2 separate regions of the Homo sapiens genome follow, and region 1 is linked to region 2. A link is a contact called in ENCODE Hi-C or POLR2A ChIA-PET data. All regions are on one chromosome and are shown on one strand. The core of a region is the stretch at or near the end of the contact, and the rest is flanking DNA. Distances in the headings are between cores, read along the strand shown.

Evidence for each region. A loop is a pair of places that touch in the nucleus more often than their neighbours do. ChIA-PET counts read pairs that join two places held with the same protein, here RNA polymerase II (POLR2A). Pooled maps may share reads with other maps.
Region 1: a loop to region 2 is called in a map of ascending aorta, with 2.5 times the contacts of the local background. The contact joins two enhancer-like sites. A Hi-C loop is called at or near these places in 2 of 168 maps with a recorded cell type or tissue (aorta and ascending aorta) and 5 of 50 pooled maps. POLR2A ChIA-PET finds 5 or more read pairs at or near these places in 1 of 52 experiments (Caco-2).

What each region holds. Positions count from the first base shown.
Region 1 is chr17:63,404,424-63,407,327 of GRCh38, forward strand. TANC2 (tetratricopeptide repeat, ankyrin repeat and coiled-coil containing 2) reads left to right here. Exons shown (of 28, transcript NM_001394998.1): 20 at 699-832; 21 at 1,731-1,854. The region is part of intron 2 of LOC105371856 (a long non-coding RNA gene); the gene reads right to left. Among named protein-coding and RNA genes, the nearest start is that of CYB561, 40 kb to the right of the region's middle. Within about 2 kb of position 1,406, at least 3 of the 41 ENCODE cell types and tissues checked have a DNase peak (open chromatin) inside an H3K27ac peak, as active enhancers do.
Region 2 is chr17:63,291,974-63,295,150 of GRCh38, forward strand. All of the region lies in intron 9 of TANC2 (tetratricopeptide repeat, ankyrin repeat and coiled-coil containing 2), which reads left to right. Among named protein-coding and RNA genes, the nearest start is that of CYB561, 150 kb to the right of the region's middle. Within about 2 kb of position 1,523, at least 2 of the 41 ENCODE cell types and tissues checked have a DNase peak (open chromatin) inside an H3K27ac peak, as active enhancers do.

The sequences.
Region 1 (2,904 bases), core at 156-2,655, 110 kb after region 2:
GTCTCTTAAACTCACTGTAGCTATTTTTACCTGTGACTTCATTATTTTATATTCAGAAGAAAATAGTCTTTGTCATACCTCTTCTCTCATCTTTAAGACTGCTACCTTGAATCATTCAAATCCTTATATAAAAAATGATTGCAAATGTACCAGAAACTTCTGTATCAACTAATGAAGAAAAAGAATGAAAACTGGCCCAAGACCTTGGACTGCAATTCCTAACTTTGGTTCTCTAGGCTTAAGAGCCCAGGGGTAGAGCTTGGCTGGAGGTAGTTCCCAGCTAATTCTAAAACAAAACAAAAAAAAAAACTTTTTATCTCTGCAAAGACTCTTGTCTTTAGATTCCACCCACACGTAGACTAACAGAGTTTGTAGCTAGGAAGAGGTACCAAAGGAGAGGTAGACCAAAGCAGAGAAGACAGTCTGGTTAGGAAAAATGAAACCAAGTGAGTTTGATTAAAGGTGAATTTTCAATAGATTTATTATTATTGTCTCCAAATATTGTGAGGCAATTTAAATGTGTCTTTATTCATTATTTTTCTTTAGAACTTTTCTTTATGGAAAAGGTGGCAAAAATCATTATTCTTAGAAGTAAAGTAGCAATTACATTAATGAAACACAAGGATATGTCACGTTTAACATGGAGCGCTGGAGAGGACCAGAACCACCTATCCTCAATCTTTGTTCTCTGCCCTTAGCCCTAACAGCTGCAGCCGGAAGGGGCAAACTGGAGGTGTGCCGTTTGCTCTTGGAACAAGGGGCGGCAGTGGCCCAGCCAAACCGCCGAGGAGCAGTGCCACTATTCAGCACAGTGCGCCAGGGCCACTGGCAGGTAAGCAGGGCGACCACTTCCAGTCCCTCAGGCAGGACTGAGTTCTAGGTGAGGACTTCTGATGCACAGAGCAAAATGATCACAAGTAAAGTTTGGGTTACCCAGCAGTGATCAGGTTTGAGGACTTGGACCTTTGTTATGAGTATTCTGGTTAATTGAGAATACGACAGTTAACATTCAAAACCATCACTTGATACAGATTGTATAGAAGGACTAACTACTTATGTCCTGGTGATAGAGTGACCTCCTTCTCACATTTCACAGCATCCAAAGACTCCTTGGAAGGTTCATTTCTCAGCGGACTTCTGCTAATCACTTACTTGCAGATGTCTGAGACTTACTAAAAGAAAATACAGTGAATGCAAATTCTAACAACACAATCCTTTTAGATGTTTGGATTCTGGATAAATGTTAATTTATACACTTAGGATGGAAAGGAAAGCACACTGATAATAATCTTCAGAAGTATTTCAATAGAAAAAAGGCTGTAGAAGCCAAACAGCCCTAAAGAGTTACCAGAGTCACTTGATTATGTTCAGTTCAGTTGCAAGTATTAACTACAGGCAGATTTGCAACCACTAGAGGGCAATAAAGGAGTGATTTATGTTGGAACTTCCGCTATGGGATTGTTTAATCCTACATCTTGGCCTTTGTTAAGTTCTTTTTTACTTAGTAGCTGAGTCAGACATTGAGAGTTGAATCCTTCTCATTTGACTGTCCCTGAGAGAGATTAAATCACATGGTACTAGGACTATACAGGTACTTATGGGGGAAGTGGAAAGATACATGGGTGACTCGTACAGCAGTAGGAATTCCTACAGAGTAAGAGATAGTGTGCACGTGTCTTCTCAGCAGCTCTTCTTTGGGCTAATTGGTCCCTGTTTCTCTGCACTTGCAGATTGTTGATCTTTTACTCACCCATGGAGCTGATGTCAACATGGCAGACAAGCAGGGCCGCACTCCCCTGATGATGGCTGCTTCCGAAGGCCATCTAGGAACCGTGGACTTTCTGCTTGCACAAGGTTAGTCTTGGAATGCTAGAGCTGGCTGGCCAGTTTCCATAATTACCTGGTGAACTCATGATTTCCAGCAATGGATCCCAGGAGATGCTAAGAACAGATATTAATCCAGTTGGTTGGAAAATGAAAGGCTATCTCCTCCCCTCTTGTATTCAGTGTAATGTTTTTAACTCTGATACTCTCTATTTCCTTATGACTTGAGGGATTTAAATGAAATTAACATATTCTAAATTCTCATTCAGATCAGTAGTCTCCAAACTTTGATTTTTTAAAAATATATACTCAATAAATGTTCATCTTCCGGGGATTGTGTTCTGACTTTATCAATTCTTTTGTAAGCCTGCACAACTAATATTTTTCTTGAATTCAAAGGAGGCAAATGCCAGTGAAGATCCCTGCTGACTCTGGGATGCTATTTGGGGGATCAAGATTATTACCCTGTAGTAATAAATTCCTTTTGACACTTACCAACATCCACAAATTCCTGGTGAATGGGAAATAAGTTAAAGGAGATGATGATCACACCACCATCATAAAGTACGTCAGGCTCCTGTTGGTTGCTGTGACCTCTATCACCTGTGCATAACAGTGGCTGCTGATGATGGACCTCTGTAGTAGAAAAAGCTCATCACTGGTGACTCTGCAGTGCCATCTAGTGGAGCTTGAGCATTTACTTGAAGCAAGAGACAGAGGCAGTCATTCCAGTTAGCCTCCACTATTAGTAAACTGGACGCAAATGTCGGTAATTACATCCACAAGCACATGTACTTTCCTTCAAGAAAACCAACCTCCTGAAGAATTATGCCTAGGCCAGAGCAGCTGAGGGTAGTTTAATTAGGAAGAAATTAGGTTTCTTCTAAGATTTCAAACTACAGCTCAGTCAGAGACTTACTGGATCTTTAGCTGTATCCCTTAAGTAAGATTTTTTTCCACAGACTCAGACTCAAGGCTGGGTCAGAATCAGAGAGTTGCTCTTACAGGGTGCGAAGTGGCTCTTGCCTTCCCCATATAAGCTACCAAAGAAATTTGGCTTCATGCTCTCTCCCTTCATTC
Region 2 (3,177 bases), core at 273-2,772:
GAAGACCAGACAGATGGTGATATTTCATTAACTGTGGTAACAAATGGAAAAGAACGAATAGATTAAGGTAAGCGAGATAAATTTAGCTTTAAACATTTTAAGTTTGAGATTTCTATTGGATATCCAAGCAGATAACTCTTCTAAGTTGTTGGAAATGCTGTACAGGAATGAGGTCTAGAATAGAATAAACTTGGGCACCATCACCACTTAGATTGTGTGAAAGACACTAGTGTCTTCCTTTGAGATTGATAAGAAAAAAACAATAAAATATAGAACCTAGGATTGGCAGTATTTTAAAGATGGGCAGAAAGCAGGAGTCATTAAAGATATATCAGGAGGAGAAGACAAGAAAAGAACTGGAAGAAAGTGTCGTCACGTTAAGCCCAAGAAAGGAGGCTATTTCAAAAAGTGGGGATGGGTAAACAGTGTGAAATACTAAAAAGTGATTAAGAAGCATAAAGACTGAAAATAAATAATTTGATTTAACAGAAAGTCTTTAGTGACTTTAACTAAAACAATTAGAGCAGAATATTTTGGGTGGAAGCCAGGCTATAAATTATTGCTATGAAAGTGAAAATTGCAAACATGGTTCTTTCCAAACTTTGGGTGGTAAAAGGAAGAATGGAGATGAAGAAGCAGCATCAAAGGGAAGATGGCTCAAAAAGGGCCAATATGTTTTGGTATCCTTTTTGTTTAGTTTTGTTTTAAATAAGTGTGTGTGGGATGGGGTGATTATGATTACACTGGATGTCTCTGTTGGCTTGATGATATGGATGGTGATAACAGCTAACACAGTTAACAGCCAGACACTGTCCTAAGCACATCACATGTATTAACTCATTTTATCTCCATGGTATCATTAACCCTATTTTAAACATGAGGAAACTGAAATATCAATAACATAAGCAGCTAGCCTAAGCTTGCACAGAGATACGATGCAAACTGAGGCAGCCTGACTCCAAGTCCACAGTTTACCCTCCCTGCTATATGCTTCCCTGCTCACCCAAAAAAGCGATTCTGCTTTATTTATTCTAATTTTCTTTACAGAATGTATCTAGAGTGAACATTTTTCAGACCATTATCTTTAGAGTGTGTTTTAGGACCTGATTCAAATTGCTTTCCGTTCTTCAAAAACTTATTTCCTGGGATAGGAATAGCTGCCCACTCTAGTCCTATTCCTGAGCACCAAGAATAAACAGACTTGACTCTTGTAAATGGAAGAATGAGTTTCTTCTAGAAACTCAGTAGAAAAATGAGCTCCTACTATGGCCTTAAGTATTAAGAAAAAATAAGTGTGTGTTTTGCCTTTTGTTTGGTGCTAATGTGATACCAGGTTTTGTATGAAGCACATGTGTTTTCCCTGTTTTATGTAGAGAATAGCATGCATGGAATGAACCCCAAAAATAAGCCCCAAATTATCTTTTGCTCAAAGGAACAGAGGTACTTCGAGGCTAGACTTTATAGTCATTATAGAAGAATGTGAGGAAATACAACTCTGCTTTTATTTGCACCAGACTTTGGCTGTGTTACACTTTCTTCTGCCAGTCCTGTGACTGACTTCTCTTTAAATGATTCATGGTTGTTTTCCATGAATAAATATGCATTAGTCAAGATCCAGTTAGAGCCCCCACTTCCCCTTCCCCTCTTTTCCCTAGCTGCAGCTGTTTATATTTGCATTTGACTGGACAGATCTGTTAGCCTTAATGTGTTTTTCTTTGTTTATTAAAGGTTTACACTTTGCCTTAGTTGAAGAAAGGTAAGGATTTTTTTTGTTTTTGTTTTTTTTCCCGTGGGTGCCCGCCACCCACCCACCCAGAGTGCAGTACCATAATCACAGCTCACTGCAGCCTCAACCTCTTGGACTCAAGCTATCCTCCCACCTCAGGCTCGGACTACAGCCACATGCCACCACACCCAGCTAATTTTTGTAATTTTTGTAGAGATGAGGTTTTGCCATGTTATCCAGGCTCATCTTAAACTCCTGGGCTCAAGCAGTCTTCCCACCTTAGCCTCCTAGAGTGCTGGGATGATAGGCATGAGCCACTGCACCCAGCCCCTACATTTTCTTTATAAGCCTAGATATATAATTACAATTATTGATGATCTCACAGAAACTTTCCTAGAAGGAATTCATTTGTCTGCCATAAGCCTAATTTACATTGAAGAGATAGACACAGTGATTAAAGACTGGAGGAGTTCTTAAATCCTTAAAGAAACTACTAGGCCAGGCGTGTTGGCTCATGGCTGTAATCCCAGCACTTTGGGAGGCCAGAGCTGGCAGATTGCTTCAGTTCAGGAGTTCGACACCAGCGTGGTAAATGGTGAAACCCTGTCTCTACAAAGAAATACAAAAATTAGCCCGGCATGGTGGCATGTGCCTGTGTCCCAGCTACAGGAGGCTGAAATGGGAAGATTGCTTGAGCCTGGGAGGTTGAGACTGCAGTGGGCTGTGATCACACCACCGCACTCCATCCAGCCTAGGCGACAGAATGAGACCCTGTCTTGAAAAAAAAACAAAAAGAAACTGCCTTCCCAAGTTTATCTTTTTTGTATGCCCTATTAGAATGCTTTTCCTTTTTATGTTTTTCCCCATTTTATTAGAAAAATTTCCAGATATACAAAATGGAAGAATTTTACAACAAACACTCATATGCCCACCAACTTGATTTCATCATAAACATTTTACTGTCTTATTTTATCACATCTGTTCATCTACCTATCTCTTTATGCACCTATCATTTTTTATGCATTTCAAAGTAAATTGCAGGTATTAGTATACTTTACTGGAATGCTTTTAGAAGGGTGGAGTGGTCTTCCTGCTCTGTTGCTGCCTTGGCTGTACCATTTTCTGGGTGCTGCGGATAAGAAAGTCACATTCTGTTGCTAAATGATATGGATTAGTTCATCTTTTTTCCTTAGCTCAGCTATAGTTGGGATGATAACTTGTCACTGAATTCCTTCAGTGGTTTCTGCCTTAGAAAATCTCTTGGAAACCAGCAGATATTCAAAATAAAGAAACATTTATTTAGGCATGTGAACCCCACAGAGAATATTCATTACATTCATCCCCGTAATGCAGGCCAACAGTGCTTTCTTGTTCATATGTTCTAAATTTATAGTCGAGTACATAGAAAGTAGGGCTTTCTTTTATCATATTGATCTGATAAAAGCCCTAGG